2 separate regions of the Homo sapiens genome follow, and region 2 is linked to region 1. Evidence: chromatin loops called from intact Hi-C (ENCODE). Cell type or tissue: adrenal gland. All regions are shown on one strand. Links, peaks and the distances in the headings refer to the core of each region. The heading gives the core; the rest is flanking DNA.

The links. A loop is a pair of places that touch in the nucleus more often than their neighbours do. Peaks named below come from ENCODE experiments on the same cell type or tissue, not always from the same donor. Only the 100,000 strongest peaks of a DNase experiment are listed, where the experiment ranks them.
Region 2: it touches region 1 in a loop (5-fold over the local background); 39 of 110 quality-filtered maps call a loop at or near these places.

What each region holds. Positions count from the first base shown.
Region 1 is chr2:240,437,935-240,447,016 of GRCh38, forward strand. All of the region lies in intron 1 of GPC1 (glypican 1), which reads left to right. Among named protein-coding and RNA genes, the nearest start is that of GPC1, 6.8 kb to the left of the region's middle. RefSeq lists an enhancer at 1-231. In adrenal gland, for the core only: no CTCF peak of the experiment used is centred there; no DNase peak of the experiment used is centred there; H3K27ac peaks cover 1,002 bases.
Region 2 is chr2:240,145,813-240,156,007 of GRCh38, forward strand. No RefSeq gene overlaps it. Among named protein-coding and RNA genes, the nearest start is that of OTOS, 10 kb to the left of the region's middle. RefSeq lists an enhancer at 9,270-9,769. In adrenal gland, for the core only: a CTCF peak has its summit at 4,576 (motif pointing right); a DNase peak (open chromatin) is centred at 4,597; H3K27me3 peaks cover 644 bases.

The DNA of each region.
Region 1 (9,082 bases), core at 1,083-9,082:
CAAGATGGAGAAGTTGATGTGGGGCTGGGCCAGAGAGTGTGGGTCGTGCTGCTCTTGGGTTGGGGAATGCAGTGGGTTAGGGACCCAGGACAGGCAGATTGTGTTGATTTCTCTGTGTCTGATGGGGCAGGGGATGCTGTCCACCCCGCGTGGGGAGTACGAACGCCCTGCAGCTGTCTAACCACGGTGCCAGCCATGGGCCAGTGCCTGCTGCCAGGGCTCGGGGTGCCACCCTCCTCCAGACTTGCAAGGCCAGGACTGCACTGGGCAGGATTACTGCCTCTCCAGTCGGTGCCCCTCCGACAGGAACCTCTCTCCCTGCACCCCCTATGGCTGCAGAAGTGGGGAGTAACCTTCGGGACCCAGGGTACAGAAGACAGTGTGGGAGCCACGTGGGCTGAGGGAAACAGGGTGACTCCCTCGGGTCGCAGCAGTCCTGGGGCAGCCAAGCCCAGTGTCCCCTCCTGCTTTGTCGGCTGGGCCTGGGCTCCGTGGAACGGGCGCCCTCTGGTGGCCCCTGGGCGGCAGATCCTCCCAGGAGCCCTGGACCCTCTGTGGCCTAGTAGGCACCATTCTCAGTCCCCTCTCTCCTGCATCCAGACTTCTCCAGGGGGACCTCCTCAGAGGGAATGCGAACCCCCTGGGGTTGGGCACCTCGCTGGCCCGGAGCAGGTGGGGTAGAGATCTGATACTTCCTCGTGGGAAGGAGAGCAGTTGGCCCTGGGTGTGTGGCGGGCCTTCCCAGCCTCTGCCCCAGGGACCAGAAAAGGCAGTGGGTGACAGGAGACTTAGCTCATGAAAGAGGGCAGTGTCGGGACATATTGGGCTCCCTTTTGAGACTTCCTTTGTCCTCTGGACAGCCAGGCCAGGCTGCAGTGACAGCAGTGGTCATCCCATTTTATGGGCAAGGAAGCAGGCCTGGGTGCCACCAGCTGGACGGTGGCACTGCAGCAGGGCACCCGGCCACCCTCCCTTTATGCCAGGGCACGGCACAGAAGGCAAGGGCGGAGCCGAGTGGCACCCCGGGTGCCCCTGCGCTGCCAGGAGCCCTCATGCTGAATCACTGCCCGCGTGCCAGCAGGCCTCCTGCTTTTGCTTGCAAGGTTGTGTCTGGGCATAGGTGTTCCCAGAGCACCTGTCTGGCCTCCTGATGTCTGATGTGATGTGATGTGTGTCTGTTTGCTCCTTTGCTGGGGTCTCAGCGCCCCACCTTGGCACCTGAGCTCCCTGGTCGCTGGGACCACCTCTAACTGTTTCCCTGTTGTAGCCACAGAACCCGGCTGGCTCCCGGCCCAGGATAGCTTCTCGGAGGACACCCCCAGGCCTTCCTGGCTTTATACCTGGCTGTGCTGGGTGGGGAGCGGGACATGGAGGGTAGAGGAGGGTCTCCTTGGAGCAGACACCCCTGTTCTCAGGGTCTCCCAGCCTGAGGCAGAGGAGGGGCCCTAAGGTCTAGTTTTGGGGGCAGAAGTCAGAGTGGGGCATGGGACTGTCGGTGGCACAGAAACTGCCCAGCCGCTCCTGTGCCCAGAGTGGCAGCCCGCCTACCAGCTGGAGCGGGCACCAGCGTGCCCTGGAGCCTGTACCAAGCACCCACTCGTTGGGCCCCTCCGAAGGAATCTTTTCTTCTCTGTGCCACTTTTGACCGCCTGGGTGGTTGGCACACAGACTCTGGGGAACCATCCTCAGAGGGCCTGGACCTCTCCTTCCCACATCCCTGAAAGGGTGTTTCCGGCTGGGCCCGGGAGAGCCCACCAGCATCTGCTTCTCAGTCCTGCTCAGCGGGCCTCTCGGAGGCTGCCTGGCACACAGCCCCTCACCAGACCAGACAGTTCCCTGTGCCCTGTCCTGTCCAGGTGGCTCAGCGTGGTTCCCAGGTGGTCCTCAGCCTTTGCTGTGTCGCTGCTCTTCCCTCCATGAGAGGAGCTCATCATCCCCAGCGTGAGGACCGAGCGGAGCCCAGGGGAGCCCTGATCCGACAGGGCCACCTGCGTGATGCAATGGCCTGGGTCCCTGCTGGACCGCCAAGCCTCCCATGCCAGGCAGGCCACAGCACTCCTCAGGCACAGATGCCCCCACCCCCATCCCATCCCCGGTGTCCCCGGGCCTTTTCACAGGAGAGAAAGGGAATAATCGTGACCTCCTGTGAAGGTGGCCAGGAGGGAGAAGGTGCTGGGGCTGTGCACCTCGTGGGCAGCCTCGGGCTGTGTCCCCCCTCTCCCCGGACACCCTCTGCAAAGGCCCACACACACCCCTCTCAGTTAATGGCATCCGGTACCCTAAGAGCACTCATGAACCCGGGTGCTCTTAGAACACGGGGAAACCCGGCTTGTGGAGCGTTTCCCATGACTGTCTGGTTAACACATCAGACGGAAGGGGTCTTTGTAGACCTGTTTTACAAATGAGTAAACCGAAGCCTGGTGAAGCGCTCCTCTTAGGGCCAGATCTGGCTACAGCATTGACCACTGCCCAGTAAAGCCAGGCCAGGCTGCTTGTCCCAGGCTCTGCACTTCTTGGAAGGCTCGTGCTTTTCCCAGCCCGCTCTCCTGTCCTGGGCCTGGGCTCCATCTCTTAGGCTCATTTAGAACGTTTAACCGGGACTCCTCCTGGCCTCCCTGCCTCCGGTCCTGCCCAGCTCCTCCTGGCCTCCCTGCCTCCGGTCCTGCCCAGCTCCTCCTGGCCTCCCTGCCTCCGGTCCTGCCCAGCTCCTCCTGGCCTCCCTGCCTCCGGTCCTGCCCAGCTCCTCCTGGCCTCCCTGCCTCCGGTCCTGCCCAGCTCCTCCTGGCCTCCCTGCCTCCGGTCCTGCCCAGCTCCTCCTGGCCTCCCTGCCTCCGGTCCTGCCCAGCTCCTCCTGGCCTCCCTGCCTCCGGTCTTGCCCAGCTCCTCCTGGCCGTGCCGCCCAGAGAGTCGTACTTCCACACAGCTGGGCCTCACCCTCCGGCCTGGCTCCACTGCCTGTGGGGGGCAGGACTGCTAGGAGGGCTGTTCCCAGCGTGTGCCACGAAGCCCTGCATGTCCCCAACAGGGCAGACCAGCCACCCACACTGGGCCAAGTGCCCCAGGATTAGTGGACAGGTACCCTATTCAGGTGCCCACAGGTGCCAAGCCAGGGAGATAAGGCAGTCCAGTCTGTTGGGGCTTGTACCTTCACACCAGCAATCTCTAGGGACAGTGTGAGCCTGTGGTTAACGCGCCTTCCCAGGTACCGAGGACGCCTCCCTACAGCAGGACGGGGGGCATACCTACCTGGTGGCCGAACCGCAGGGCTGCACATCAGACCTCGGAGGAGAGCTTAGTGGGTGTCTGAGCATGCCCATGTCTGTTCTATGGCATCCATGTGCATGGCACAGGTGTCAGCCATGGGCTGGCACTAGACAGGAGACGAGCCAGGGGAGGGGCTCACCCGAAGCCACACTGGTCAGGTCTGGCCTGGGGCCCCACATCTGCCGTGCCCGGGCCAGTGAGAGGCTGGACGCCTTTTCTTAAGCCAGACCGTCCTCACAGGGCCTGGCTCAGTTATTTCAGATCAAGACTGGACCCGTGGTGGAGGCTGGGGTGGGCACTCCTACATGCGGGGCCTCTGCCCAGCCCTGGCCCTGTCCAGTGTCGACGTGCCCAGAGCCCTGAGCCGGCCTGGATCTTGCCAGTCGCCAGCACAGCCCTGTGGGGCCCGGGATCTTGCCCACTTTACGTGGGGGCTCCAGACAGGAGCCGCCTGCCCGGAGCCTGGGCTCCTCGCTGCCGTGCCTGTGGTGGCTTTTCTTTGTCTGGGAACAGGCCTGGGCAGGTGCCCTGAGCCGCTTGAAGTCTCCTGACGGGGTGGGGGGTGCAGTGTAGGGTGTTGAGGCTTGGGCCAGGGAAGCGGGCGGTTCTCCCTCCACCTCCAGGCCCCACACCCAGGCGGGAGCACGCAGCAGCCAGGTGTTGGGTGAGGGCTATGCTGAGGAGCAGGGCCCAGAGCTGCAGCCTCCTTGGCTGCCCTTGGCCCGCCGTGGGTGGCGGGGAAGTACAGGTGTGAGGGGCATACCCCACTGCCCCAGGCTCGGTAGCAGTCTGGAATCCGGGTGGGTTTAGGAGCCCCTGAGAGGGCCAGGCCAGCCTCACACCATCCCCTCTCCTGCCTGTGGCCTCAGCTCCATCTCCCGCCAGCTCCTGCTGACCCACCTTTCTGGCACACCTGTCCCCTCCCTCCACGGTGTCCTCCCTGTGCCCACCCACAGCACCCGCCTCCTCCGGCCTTTCCCCACAGCTTGACTTCCCGGGCATCGGCCAACACGTACCCTCCCTGTTGCCGGGGCCCCCGCCTGGGCAGGCCTGAGCTCCACACAGGGTGGGGAAGGCCCCGAGTCCCTCCCGGTACCGGGTGGGGCTGGGTGCCGGGGTTGGGAGCACAAGTGTTTCCAGGGCTGTCGGAACAGTGCCACAGGCTGAGCAGCTGCAGCTGCAGACATGGGTCGTCCGTGGTTCTAGAGCCTGGAAGCCTGAGATCAAGTGTGCGTCCACCAGGCTGGCCCCTTCTGAGGCGTGAGGAAGTCTGCTCCACACTGCCAGCTTCCAGGTGTTCCTTGGCTGGTAAATCCCACCTTGGCCTCCACAGGCCGCTCTCCCCGTGTGCGCTTCTGTCTCCGAATTCCCCCTCTTCACAAGGACACAACTCTAATTGGGTCAGGGCCCACCGGTACCATCTCTTCTTAACGAGAGGTGTCACACAGACTCCACACCCAAAGTCACATCCTGAGGAATCGGGGTTAGGCCTCAGCCATGTGGGTTTTGGGGGTACAGTTTAGCCTGTAGTGGGGAGCTAGCCCAGCCCGGCACACCTACATCTTCCCATCAGGTGGCAAAGACCCCGAGGCTCTGGGTGTTTTGTGATTGTGGCCTCCTGAGCACTGGGCCGTGTTTCTGTAATGGGCTTAGAGCTCAGCACAGATGTGCCCGAGACCCTGGTGACAGTGTGAGGGAGTGACCACGCCCCAGCCTGCCACTCACCCCCGTCCACCTGAGGCGCTCTCTGGGCACAGCCTGGTCCCCACAAGCCTGGGAGGCCTCAGCGTCAGGCCCTGCACAGCTACTGGGTCCTTGGCCAGCCCCTCCTGCCGTGGGCCTCCGCTTTTCCCTCAGGTCCGGGTGGCAGGGCCGGGCCACTCAGGTGATGTTCCAGGTCTAGTGGTACAGCAGTGGCTGAGGATGCCGCCGCCTGTGCCGTCACAGAACTGGGGTGGGGGGCAGTGGCCAGGCTGGCCTGAAAACCTTCTCCAGGTTGCGTTGCGGGAGCCCAGGCTGGGAGAGTCGTGGTTCAGTGGTGTGAGTGTGCCTTGGACAGGCCCCAGTCTCCCACTTGTCAGGGGGCAGAGCCCTTCAGGTGGACTTTGGGCGGGGAGGCAGTGGGACTGCAGGGCGAGGGTTTGGAGATGTAGAGATGAGGGAGGCCTGGGGGCCAGGAGGCTGCACCACTGCTGTCTCCTGAGGCGGTGGCTGGCCGAGGAGGCCCGCTGCTCTCTTGTGCTGAGTGCCCCTTGGGTCCTGCAGGCTTGGCAGGGTGACAGGGCAGCCACCCAGGGGCTCCACCTGTCCTGCTCCTTCAGGAGGAGGAGACCTCCCAGGGCTGTGGTGGGGAGGAGGGCCAGCCACAGAGCCACTGCAAATCATCCCTGAGGCCAGGCGACTCGGAAGCAGAAACCCTGAGCCCAGCACGGGGCAGTGGGAGGTGAGGCCCAGCGGCATCTGTGAACTAGGCCTCCTGGTGGGCTCTCAAGGTCTTTGATGGGGCGCAGCCGGTGGACAGGGAGAGAAGGGTCCCTCTTTCCCCAGGCCCTCCCTCCCCTGGTCCTCTCCCACCTTTGAGGTGCCCCAGGAGTTCCCAGAGTCGGCAGCACCAGGGGCTGTCTACCGGGTGGGCTGAATACCACTTAGTTTGCAGATGGGAAAGCTGAGTCCCAGAGAGGGGTTCCCAGGGCTCAGAGCTGAGAGGCCTCGCCGCCTGGGGCCAAGCCCCACACTTGCTTGCCGAGTGACTCACTCCTGCTCTGGGCCTGGCTAGCAGGGGTGAGGCTGGGTCAGAGGATGGGGAGCTGGGCCAAGGCCACAGACTACCCCGCAGGTGCAGGCACCCAGAGGCCTGAGGGGCACCGGGAGCGCACAGGAGGGGAGGCTGTGAACACGGCCCGGCTTCTTTGCAGCTCCGTGTCGGGGCCATGTGAGGACACACACCGCAGGAGGGCCCGGCCAGCCTCAGCCCAGCCCAGCCGCCACGCCCGGTGGGTCTCCTGAGGTCAGAGCCAGCCCCACAGTGGGCACCACATGCCCGCCTGCTGTCCTGGCTCCTCCTGAGGGACAAGGGTGAGCTGGGCGGGCCAGGAAGTACAACGCTGCTAGGCTTCTGCTCTCGCCCCACAGAAGTTCAGGTTCTACTGAGAAACTTGGCTGGGGCTTCCGGGGACTCCCAAATCCAGCCGCCCAGGACCCTGCGGCACTGTCCATCCTGAGCCCCGTCCTCACCCGCTGGTCCATCCTGGGGTGATGGATCTGGCTGCAGTGACCCCGATGCTCTGAGGCCCAGAACAGCACGTCTCCCTCCTGGGAACAGCCAAGCCTTAGGCCCATGCAGCAGCGACCGGATCCCTAGCCTCCCCGGCAGGGGTGCTTCCTGGGTGCGCCATCAGCAGTGGGACCTGTAGGGAAGTCTGTGGCCTGTGCGCACCTTCAGACGATTTCCCCAAACACCGACGACAGCTGTCCAGTGCGTCACAGAGCTGTGGCCTATGGGTGATCGTCTCAGCCTGTCCCTGCATCTGGTGCAGCCTCAGTGCCCACTGTGGACCCCGCAGCCCACCCGTGTCTGGCGCATCCTTGGTGACTGGGGCTCCCTGTGGCTGTCTGATCCCATCCCTGTGGTAACCCATGTGTGACGTCCAAGTGTCTCCTCAAGAACCGGGGCCAGGAGGCCCATCCTTGGCTCTGGAGACTGCAGGGAGAGCATCCCACCCACCTGTGACCATCTACCAGGCCCTGGGGACAAAGCTGATGCCACCTGCCACCAGGGTTGGCTCAGGCGTTTACATGCATCTCCAGTTGTCATGGAGCTTGGGACACACTGGACCCAAGGAGGTATTTTAAAAGGACAAGTCTCTCACGTAATCCAGCCCCACTGTTCCTGAACGCGATGCCCCCTCCCCGAGCCTGGCGGGGGGCTGTACACAGAACACTGCTCAGCATCTTCAGTCTCCCTCCTGTGGCCTCACACCCAGGATGGTAGGTGTTAGAACAGGTGCCTCCCTGTTCTATGTGCGTGGCCTCATCCTGTGGGCAATTTGGGGTGAGGGGTGGCTGCAGGTCAGACAGATACCTGGGAAGGTCCCCTGGGATAGGGTGGCTCCCAAGCGGGAGCAGTTGCCCTGGGCACTTGTGACATCCCAGTGATTGAGGAGTGGGGGTGCTCTGGTGTTTAGTGGGTGGGGCCAGGGAGCCCAGTAATCCTGCAAGATGGAGGTGCCCTTCCACAAACGCCAGTAGCACCCCCAAGAGAAATACTTGAACTGAAGCTATAGGCAGAACCACGCCAGGGGAAGAGGGAGCTCAGGGGAGGGGGCACCACTCAGCGCCAGGTGCTGGGATGGGAGGAAGGGCAGACTGTGGTGGCCAAACACCAGCATGCAGGAGGGTTGTTCTAGATGCATCCATCCTTCTGTGGGTGCACGGATGAGGTTCTGGATGTAATTCATGGGCTTCATGAACTTGGCTGAGAAAGAGATTACATCTCCATCGTTGCTAACCTCTAACCAGAATTTAGCATTTTTTCTTACTCGGAACGATGGTGTTCCGGGACCTGGGGCTTGGTCACCAGTAGACGTCGCCGCTGTTTATGCCCCTCCACGTTCGTAGCAGACAGCTTGGAAAACGGCGTCCTCTCACTGTGACTTTGAATTGTAGTCAGTATTAGGCCCGTTGCGGCTCCTGTGAAACGGCTTCCCGGGGAAGCACGTGCGTTGCCACCTCACAATTCGTTGTATCACATTCTGGTAACTGCTGTGTGATGAGTGCTTCCTCCATGGTCCTCTGTGTAGTTGTATGCTTCAGAAACAAGCATCGTCCTGAGAAAGCGTCTGCGGCTTCACCAATGGGCAACGGGGCCCACGGCACAGAGAAAGTCCGGCTGACCTGAGCAGCAAGTCGCCCTCGCAGCAGAGAAGGAGAGGCTTGGGGCCCAGTGTGTCTGCGCCCAGGAGGGCCCACGGTGGCCTAGGGTCCGAAACGGGGGAACGTCGTGGGGAGTCCCCAGGCACCTTGGGCGGAGCAAGGAGCAGGGCCATCTGCCTGCCGTGCGAGTGAGAGGGACACATCCCAGGTCCTCTGCATCATTGGAGGCTCCGTGAGCTCCTACTGGGTGCTGTTCTGGGTGCTGAAACGCAGCTGCAGACAGAGCCCTTGCTCTCTGGACGCAGTTAGCGCAGAGACAGGGCACGTATGAGAGGATCCACACAAGCTGTGCCTGTGCTTGGCCACCATGAGTGTGTAGCTTGTGTGAGTTACAAGTAAAGGGGTGTGACATGCAGGAATCTAGGCATCTGCATGTGAGGTTTGCAACCACTCACCCATTTGAGTCATGTGAACCCTGAGGGCCGAACCCTAAAGACCACTCCCTGGCTGGGGACTGGCCCAGGGCTCCCAAGTGCAGTTTGGCCCCTCTCTTGCCATGGCCATCTCTTGTCCTGTCCTCGGCCTCCCATGCTGCCTTACAGGACCCTCAACTGGGGCTGGCCACCTGGGGCTCCTCCCCAACCCAAGGAGCCTGGAGCATCTGGGTCCTGGAGCACTGGGGGCCAGCTCATTGAGAGGACCAGAGAGGAGACTTGGGGAGCAGATAGGAAGGGCTGGGTTCTTCCAGCCCACATCATTCGGCCCGCAGAGGACGGAGAGGGGACCAGGGTGGGCAGCCCCTGGGCAGTGTGGAGAGACCTGCCTGAGGGGAGCAGTGGAGCTGCACGGCTGGCATCAGAATCCGGGGTGGACTGGTGCCCCGAGCCCGAGCATCTCATCCATGGGGGGATAAGGGGTGTCCATCCACAGCCGTGTTGGGAGCCCA
Region 2 (10,195 bases), core at 849-8,848, 290 kb before region 1:
AAGGCCCATTTGCTGCTTCTTTTAAAAAAAGATATAATTCCTTCCTTTAACCAACTCAGAATTCCTGACCAGGTCCCAGTTCAGGGCCTGAGAGGCTTCTCCTGAAACAAAGGGGAATCTGGCCTGGGGTCGAGTGGGGCTGGGGTTGTGGGGGGCCCTTGGGACCCTGGTCGTCCTGAAAAAAATACAAGATGCCATGTTAGATGTAAATTTCAAATAATTAATGAATACTTTTTTTAGTATAAGTGTGTCCCAAATATTGCCAGGGACATATTTATACTGATAAGCATCCTTGTTTAACTGAAATTCCAATTTTACCTGTTTTTCTTTCTTTTTCTTTTTCTGCCAAATCTGGTAACCCTGTGCAGGACAGAAGCATGTGGACCCGCCTGGCCCCTGGCTCCATGCCCAGGTCTGGCCAAAAGCCAAGGCTTTGAGCACAGGCTGGCGGGGAGAAGGGGCTCCAGGCCCCCGACCACCAGCGTGGCCCTAGCCCTGGGGGCAAGGCGGGCAGCTCCCCACGCCCACGAGGGTCTTTTCTGAGATGCTTCCTCCTGGAACTCTAGGGTCATGGTCATTACACGATGTGAGCAGATGGGCTGCAGCCCTGAGCCTCCCTGTCAGCTGAGGCCCCTGGCCCAGGGACTTATGGCTGTCTGGAGCTGGTCCGGGCTGGGCTCATCACAGAGAGAAGCTGATAGAGCCAGAGAGGCGGGCAGGTCACTGCTGGCAGAGCCTTCTTCTCTCAGACTTGGAGCCAGGGATGGGGACACAGGGCAGAGGGAGCCCTCCCATGACTCAGGGAGAGAAGCACCAGCTTTCCAGGTGGGCTGTGACAGGTGCCTGAATCCCACGACAGGACCCACACTCCACATGCCATGACACAGGCACCTGAGGACCCTGCGCTGCTTGGTGGAAACATCACCGAGAGGCCAGCCAGGGCCCCAGCGCCTTGGTGAAGCAGGAGGAATCTCCACGGGCACAAGGCTGGGCTGGGGTGGCCTGGCCTGGCTGCGCGGGAGGAAAGGGACCTGGGAAAGGGAAGGGCCCACGGCCCCCACACCCTTGGAGCAAGAGAAGGCGGGAGACACCCACTCATCTTCCTCTTTCCAGAGGACCCAGAGCCTCCAACAGCCACACCCAGACACTGCATCAACATTTAGCCAGTGTTGTCTTAGCCTGAAGAATGTGTGTGTGTGTGTGCGCGTGTGCATGTCCATGTGTGAGGTGGTGTGTGTATGTCTGTGCACACGTATGTGCATGTGTGTTTGTGTTTGTGTGCTTGAATGCATGTGTGGGATGTGTGGGTGTGGCATGTGCATGGGTGTATGTCTGTGTATTGTGTGTGTGGGGGGGCCTGCATGAGTGTGCTGTGTGCTATGTGGGTGGGGTCTGGGATGTGTACTTGTATGTGTGCATGTCTGTGTATTGTGTGGGGGGGCCTGCTTGTGTGTGCTGTGTGCTCTGTTGGTGGGGTGTGTGTATGTGTGCATGCATGTGTACTGTGTCCATGTGCATGTGTGTGCTGTGTGCTCTGTCGGTGGGGTGTAGGTTGTGTGTGTGTGTACTGTGTCTGTGTGCATGTGTGTGGTGTGTGTTAAGTGGGTGGGTGTGGGGTGTGGGGTGTGGGGTGTGTGTGTACTCTGTTATTGTGCATGTGTGTGTCCGTGTGCATGTGTGTGTTGTGTGCTGTGTGTGTGGTATGTGTGTGCATGTGTGTGTCCATGTGCATGTGTGTGTTGTGTGCATGTGTGTGGTGTGTGCTATGTGTGTGTGGTGTGTGTGCATGTGTGTGTCCTTGTGCATGTGTGTGGTGTGTGTGTGTGTCCGTGTGCATGTGTGTGTCGTGTGCATGTGTGTGGTGTGTGCTATGTGAGTGTGGTGTGTGTGTGCATGTGTGTGGTGTGTGTGTGCGTGTGTGTGTCCTTGTGCATGTGTGTGTCGTGTGCTATGTGTGTGTGGTGTGTGTGTGCATGTGTGTGTCCGTGTGCATGTGTGTGGTGTGTGCTATGTGTGTGTGGTGTGTGTGTATGTGGCCGTGTGCATGTTTGTGGTGTGTGCTATGTGTGTGTGGTGTGTGTGTGCCTGTGTGTGTCCGTGTGCATGTGTGTGGTGTGTGCTATGTGTGTGTGGTGTGTGTGTGCGTGTGTGTGTCCGTGTGCATGTGTGTGGTGTGTGCTGTGTGTGGTGTGTGTGCGCGTGTGTGTCCGTGTGCATGTGTGTGTCGTGTGCTATGTGTGTGTGGTGCGTGTGAGTGTGTGTCCGTGTGCATGTATGTGGTGTGTGCTATGTGTGTGTGGTGTGTGTGTGCCTGTGTGTGTCCGTGTGCATGTGTGTGGTGTGTGCTATGTGTGTGTGGTGTGTGTGTGCGTGTGTGTGTCCGTGTGCAAGTGTGTGGTGTGTGCTATGTGTGTGTGGTTTGTGTGTCCGTGTGCATGTGTGTACCCATGTGCGTGTGTGACATGTGTGGTTTGTTGCATGGGCATGTGCTCTACCTGGGAAGTGACCCAGGCAGTGGGAATGTAGTACTGGGAGCAAGACAGCAGGGAAGGAGAAACAGGGTGAGTCGCGGGCTTGGTGCTGCTGCGGGCAGCGGGGGCATGCCCCGGGGCTTCTGATCCTCAGCCTAGAAGGAGGCGTGTGTATCCACTCCACTGTCTCCCATCTCCACTGGCGGGGGGCTGCCCCATGGGATAAACTCCCCCACTTCCTGTTTGGGGTGCCTACTGGGCTGCTGCAGGCTTCCAGAGCAGTTATCTCAGAGAAGTCAGGGAGGAAGCATGAAGTAGGAGCAGGCGCTGCAGGTGAGGTGAGGACTGTGCCGCAGGGCAGGTGAGGCCTGGGCAGAGCGCATTGTTGTAGCTGAGGCTGGAGTTAGAGGGACCATGAGGAGTGAGGTGGACGAGGAGGTACCCCGATCCGTGCATCCCTCAGTCCTCCTGACATACGGGTCTCTGGGGACACGGGGGCCAGCTCCAAGGGGGACCCAGAGCCAAGCCAAAGATAGAGCACAAGAGACCTGCCTGCCAGAAGGCAGAGCGTGACCCTCGGAAGGCCATCAGTTACCTCCTTGTTTGATCAGATAGGTAGATACTTGCTTCAGGTGACCCGTCCCTGGGTGGGAGTGGGGAGGTGGGTCTCTTCCCACAACAGCATCACCGCTTGGTGAGAAAGGTCTGCGCCATTCCAGCTCACGTCCCCAGCAGCTGCTCTGTGCCACACCCCTCCATAGACTGTCCCCTGAAATCCTTGGCTCCCAGCAGGGTCAGCGCTGTTCTTATCGTCTGCATCTCCCTGGAGAGGAAACAGGCTCTACAAGGGAAGGTACCTGCCCAGAGTGCACAGCCAAGACTGGAGTGGGATAATAAGCCCAGTCTCAGGGCAGCCCCAGCAGGTAAGGGTCAGACCACCCTTCCTGCCTCTCCCAAGACACTCCTCTGTCACCTGCACAGAGGCCCACTCAGAAGGCCTGGGCAGGGCCTGAGCCTCTGCATGGATGCCCTGGTCCTCCAAGAGCCCTGAGCAGGGCCTGAGCTTCTGCACAGATGCCCTGGTCCTCTGAAAGCCCTGGGACTGCAGGTTGCTGATGTCTCCCGAGGCCTCCCAGACAGAACTGTGCGGCCCCTCCTGTGAGGCCAACTCTGTGAGTGCTGCTGCTTCCTCACTGCGGTGCAGGGGTCTGGGGCTCCGTCCGTCCAGGTGTCTGTCCATAAGAACGCCCAGGGGGCTCTCTAAGCCATGGCTCTCAAAGATAAACAGTGGCAAGACAACTGCAGCAGCTTACCAGGGGTACTCGATTCTAAATTTGCTCACACTCTGGGTCCTCGACCATGGGGCCAGGACGCCAGCTTCCTGGAAGAGGAGAAGGCAGAGGAGCCCATAAGGACTTGGTTGGAAGGGAAGGGAGGTGCTCTCGTCCCAGCTCCTTGCCTCCTTCACAGCTGGCCAAGCACAAGGCTGAGACTCATGGGCAGCCCTTGGGGTGGGACCACCCACCCCTGGACATTTAGCAAATGGGCATTTGGGATCTCCAAAAAGGAAGAAATTCCTATTGCACAACCCATACGGATTTGTCTAAGATAAACTTTTCTCCCTGCGTTAGTTTACCACCTGGAAAAAGATTCCCAAGGAACACAGGTGAGGAAGGGCTAGTTCCAGACCCAGCCCGGAAGGACACTGTCATCCTCTGTCACTGGACATGCGTCCCCTGCCCATCCCCACAGTCACCCTGTGTGCCCACTGGCTCTTGCCATCCCCTCCTGAACCTGCCGATGTGGGTCCCAGTCCAGGGCAGGATGCCTGGAGACACAGAAAATCAGGGTGTGCAGGGGAGGTTGGCCCCTGCCTGGTGACATCCATCTCTGCCTTTGGAGAGAGCTCAGCGGACTCGCAGTCAGCAGATACCTGGACAGAAGGAGACCTCCTCCACCCCTCCCTGTCTCCCCTGGGGGAAGGAGGAGCTGGGTCAGACCCTTGCTAAGGTCTTTCCAGGTTCTGATTATCTGGGCTTTCAAGAAACAGAAAGTCCTGAATGGGGATGGAAGTGCACTGGCACACCAGAACCAGGAGAGGGCAGCCCTGCGCAGGAAGCCTCGGCCCAAGGCCACAGGTCCCAGTGGGTGGGCAGGTGAGGTGGGGAGGGGAGCCTGCAAGCTCCCTGGGGCACTTGTGGTGCTGCGCTGCCTGTAGGTAAGGGTGGGGGGTCCAGGCGTCCCTATCCAGGTCTGTTGCCCAGCTCCTAGGGCCGTGCACTGACTGGTCCCACCTTGCAGATGAGAATGGAGGCTCAGAGGGGTGAAAACCCAATGGACGAGAGCTCTGGAGGTCCCCCCAGTTAGGTCCCTCCTCTGGGAGAGGCACTCTCCAACTTTGACCCCAGCCCCTCAAACCCAGCCTTCCCAGGCCGTTTTCCCACTGGGGTAACTCAGCCAGACCCAAAGAAGTGCTCTAAACCATTTCCAGTTCAGGATCTTGGAGTGTCCTGGTTTCTTGTGAGATCTCAGGCCAGTTCCTGGGGTCTGGCAAGCGGGTGACAATGGCCAGGTTCACCCCACCCAGGCTGCATCACTCCTGCCCACCCAGAGCCCACACCCTGGAAAACCGCACCTGTCTCTGAGTCTCCAGAACACAGGGGTGGTAGGAGCCCTCTGCACCTGACTCTGAGTCCCCGGAACACAGGGGTGGTAGGAGCCCTCTGCACCTGACTCTGAGGCCCCGAAATGCAGGGGTGGTAGGAGCCCTCTGCACCTGACTCTGAGTCCCCGGAACACAGGGGTGGTAGGAGCCCTCTGCACCTGACTCTGAGGCCCCGAAATGCAGGGGTGGAAGGAGCCCTGGGCTGGGACTTTGCCAGAGCACCCTCCCACCTCTGGCCAGCTCCTTCCCAGCTGCTGCCACTTCACCCCTGAGCTGTGCTGAGACCACAGGTGTCTCATGTGAGAGCATCTTGGCTTCTGGGTCTGCCTCTTACTAGCTGTGGGACCCTGGGCAAGTTACTTAACACCTCTGTGCCTCAGTTTCCCCATCTGTTAAATGGTGGTGACCCTGGGTTGTGAAGGAAACTAAAGAAGAGGGGTCCCTGGCACACAAGAAGCCCTCAACAAAGATACGCCTCGTTGTTGTCAGAGCTCACCGTCTGCAGCTCATATCACCTCCACCTCCCAGGCAGTGACACACGAGGCCCTGCAGTGGCCAGTGGAGACTGGGACTCGGGAGTCTTCCCAGCCCTATGATGCTTCTGAGAGGAGTCACTGCCACCTCTCAGAGGCGGGGGACACTCCACTGGGTCACAGCTCGGGGTCTGCCCCTAGCTGGGGTGGGTAGAAGGACTTGTGACTTGTACTCCGATGGGGTGGGGCGTGAGCCTCGAGGAGAGGGGGCCTCAGAAGGATCCTTGCAGGGAGAAATGCGACGGTTCTTCCACCCCACCAAGAAGACGTGTGAGAGACACCAGGCGGACGTGCAGGGAGGGAGGGGCTGAGCCTCCTAGGCTGGCTCATGCCCCAGGCTTGGAAGGGATCCCTACCGGTGAGTCTGGCCAGGCTGTGACAGGCTATGCGACTGGGCAGGACACTCACCATCTCCATACCTCAGCTTCCATATCTGAGAAGAGTAAAACAATAGGATTGTGTCCAGGAAGCTCCTGGCATGTGGCGTCAGCTCTCAGTGATATCCACAAGGTTCAAGGTACAAGCCTGCATTTAGGGAGGATGGGGGAAACACGGTGGCAGGATCGGGGTTAGAAAGCACTGGCGTTAGACAGCATCGGCTGAGACAGCACTGGGGTTAGACAGACGTTCTGTCCATGAAACAAAATGGGAGGCTACAATGAAAGCTGCATTCTGAAACAAGGAACATTACTGGCCATTGAAAATGCAATAATCTAAATTTTAAAAATTAGCAGAAAGGTAAGAAGACAGCAAAAGTCTCTCCTAAAATAGAACAAAAAGACAAAATATGGAAAATTGCTGAGAAAAGTAGAAACATTAGAGGCTCAACTCAGCAGAGCCAATGTCCACAGCAATCATGAAAATATAGCAAGTCTCCTTCCGGCGAAGGAGAATAGCGTCTCTGATGACCAGGCTCACTCTCTGCCCTTTTCCTCTCTTCCTTTTTCTCTTGCTCTGTCTCTGAAGTCAGAATCCTCACTCTGGGAGAGGCCAGAAGAGGAAAAAACCCACAAGAAGGCACAGCTTTGGACCTTTCAGGACACTGGAAACCAAATAAAAGCTTACAGGTATCCAACCTGCAAGGGCAGATCACATAAAAAAGGCAGGAACTCAAAAAGCATCAGGTCCCTCCATGGTCACACTGGAAGCTGGGACGTATGGCAAGATGCCCTGAGTACTTCAGAGAGAACCTAGAATATCACACCTAAAAAGTGACCAGTCCACCATTAGGATTGAAAAGGGTATTTTCAGACCTACTGGGACTCAACATTTTATTTCCCATGTTCCCTTTCTTAAGACTCTACTAGAACTGTGTTTGGGTGACATAGTGTACAGAGAAACTATACGATACAGAAAACAGGTTGCACAACTCAGACGAGAGGTGAAGGGAGTCCCCCAGAGTGGCAGGTACAACTCAGGTCCAGAGAATCAAGACTCCAGAGGAAGGGGCAAAGGTCCGAAGAGGGAAATTGCCAGGAGAAAAGGAAAATGGAAACAATGGATTATCTGGTGTATTTCAGCGTTTGAAAATGTATTGCTGACATTTGAGAATTCTGTTAAAACATTTGGAATATAAATAGGCACATAGAAAGCTAACTTTTTGTTTTTAAATAAAAGCAAGGCAATAACTAACTCCAGGAAAATAAAAATGTGCTCAGAAAGAAATACCATTAGAATGCACTACCTAGCTCAGTGTTATGTTTTACTTACATGATCATGATCCCATGAGGCATGAATATTGATTTAACCCAAACCATGATATAGCTATACTGGGAGGAAGAGGAAATGAAAATCAGTGTGAGACAGCAACAATTCAACAGATAAGGTCTAAGATGACAAAGAGAGAGTGGTGCATTAGTTACCTATTTCAGAGTAACAAATTACTCCCAAAACACATTGGCTCTAGAAAACAGACCCCAAATCACAAGTGTTTATTAGTTCATGAGTGGGTCAGGAATCCAGGCACAAGACCACTGGGTCTTCTGACTCAGTGTCTCTTGCAGGTTATCAGCTGGAGGACAGTCACCTGAAGGCATGACTGGGGAAAGATCCACTTCACTCACATGCCTGTCACCAGGATTCAGATCCCTAATGCCTGGTGGCCTCCTTGCCACATGGCCTCTCCATAGGGCCGCTCCCATCAGGGCCACTGGCCTCTCCCAGAGTGAGGGTTGTGACTTCAGAGAGGGACAAGAGGGGGAGAGCAAGATGGAAGTCTTTTTGTAACCCGTTACATTTGCCATACTCCACACAGTTGATCCATCATGACGCCCTGCCCTCACTCAAGGGGAGAGAATTATACAAGGGTGTGAACACCAGGAGCCAGAGGTCAGTGGGGACCATTGCGAGGGCTCCCTTCACTGGAGATGTGTATTGGTCAGGGTTTTCCAGAGAAACAGAACAAATAGAATATCAGTAGGATGTGTGTGTGTGTGGAGAGAGAGAGAGACTTATTTAAGGAATTAATCCATGCAATTGTGGAGGCTGGCAAACTCAAAAGTCCATAGAGCAGGCAGCAGGCTGGAGACCCAGGGAAGAGCTGAGGTTGCCATCTTGGGTATAAAGACTGTTTGGAGGCAGAATTCCTTCTCTGGGGAAACTCAGTCTTTTCTCTTAAAGCCTTCAACTAATTGGATGAGGGCCACTCCCATTATAAAGAGGGATCTGTTTTAATCAGTCAACCGATGTAAATGTTAATCTCATTTTTTTTTTTTTTTTTAGATGGAGTCTCGCTCTCTTGCCCTGGCTGGAGTGCAGTGGTGTGATCTCAGCTCACTGCAAGCTCTGACTCCCTGATTCAAGAGATTCTCCTGCCTCAGCCTCTCGAGAAGCTGGGATTACAGGCATGTGCCACCACGCCCAGTTAATTTTTGTATTTTTAGTAGAGACAGAGTTTGACCTTGTTGGCCAGGCTGGTCTTGATGTCCTGACCTGGTGATCCGCCCGCCTCAGCCTCCCAAAGTGCTGGGATAACAGGCATGAGCCACCGTGCCTGGACAATCTCATTTTTAAAATGCCTTTGCATTGACATCTAGACAGGGGTTTGGCCAAACAGCTGGGTACCACAGACTTGCCCAGTTGACACATAAAATTAATGCCATTAAAGGTGTTCTTTGGAAATACTGCATGTAGGTGAAAACTAGGGGAACAGCTAGCAGAGGTGAGAGTGGGTGCTTCCAGGAGGTGGGGTGGGTGTTGCGGAGGGTGGGCCCACAGCATTGACCCTGTGCTGTAGGTGCAGAGGGCTGGGGGCTGAGTGGGCACAGATGAGCCAGTGAGGCCCTGGGCTCAGGAAGTGCAGGGTGGGGCTGAGATTCCTCTGTACGCCCAGCCCCCGCTGGATGTGATGCCCCAGATGCCAGCAGGAGGAAAAGGGTTTGAAGAGCGGGAGCCATAGTGTGGAAGGGGAGTAGGGGGTCCCATCCTGAGGGAAACTGGAAGGCATGACTGAAGGCCGCGGGCCGAGCCTGAGCCCACGGCAATGGGAATGGTGCAGCAGCCACCATCTGGGATGCAGGCAGCTGGGGATGCCAGGGAGGGGGTCTGGCCAGCAACAGACCCCAGGGGATGGTGGAATCTCCTCCCCCAAATTCAAGCAGCCGGTGGTGTTTATGAGGCTTACAGGCAGGCCAGGGGCTCCAGAACCCTGCCTTGCCAAGCCTCCTAATTGAGGGAGGGAGACCCAAGCTGGGCCAATTCTGTGTAGCCTGCAATAGATCCATTGTTCACCCCTATTCACCGCCACATAAAAGCCGAATTTGTGGGAACCAGGGCTCAGTGTGTTTCTCAGCCTGGCTGAGGCATCCGGGCGGTGTGGCCCCGTCATGCCGCCGTTGGGGCCCCCCTGGGCTCTGCAGCCTTTGAGGGCCTCTGCTGGGAGTCGGGCACCAGCCCATCGCCCTCCTCCCTCTGACTTTTTGGCTCTCGCCTCTCTGATGTTGTTGGAAACAGGGAGATTAAAGAGCAGGTTGCCTGTTTCACTTCTGGCTGCTTGTCCTAGATTCGCTGATTCGTCCCAGAAGCAGGTATTGTGAGCCCACAGGGTGGGGAGTCAGAGGCGCTTGCTGGGCCAAGAACCGCATCTCGGAATTAAAGGGATGGAGATGCCTTTGAATTGTGCGCTGAATCACTCTGGATGGCTGGGAGGCAGCTCTCCAGCCCACTGGCCTTGAAGGCAGAACCTTGACCCCTGCTCTGCTCCCAGGGAGATGCCAGCCACTTACCCCACAGGCAGGCCAAATGATTGTACACACTGCAAAAGGAGATTTATATATATTTTTTTTTAATGAAAAAAAGACAATCGCCTCTCATTTCTCCAGGTCCCTTCTCTGAGCAAACGCTCCGTGCTAATGGCCCAGTGTGGACAGACCCTGTCCCCCTCCCTCCTGGGCCGGGCTGGGCACTGCAGGCAGATCAGACCACACACATTCATCCACAGCTGCATTTTCTCATTCAAGGATACATTCTGGACATCTGCCAGGTCAATATATATTAGACTCATCCATTCATTTTGTTAGGAAAAAAAT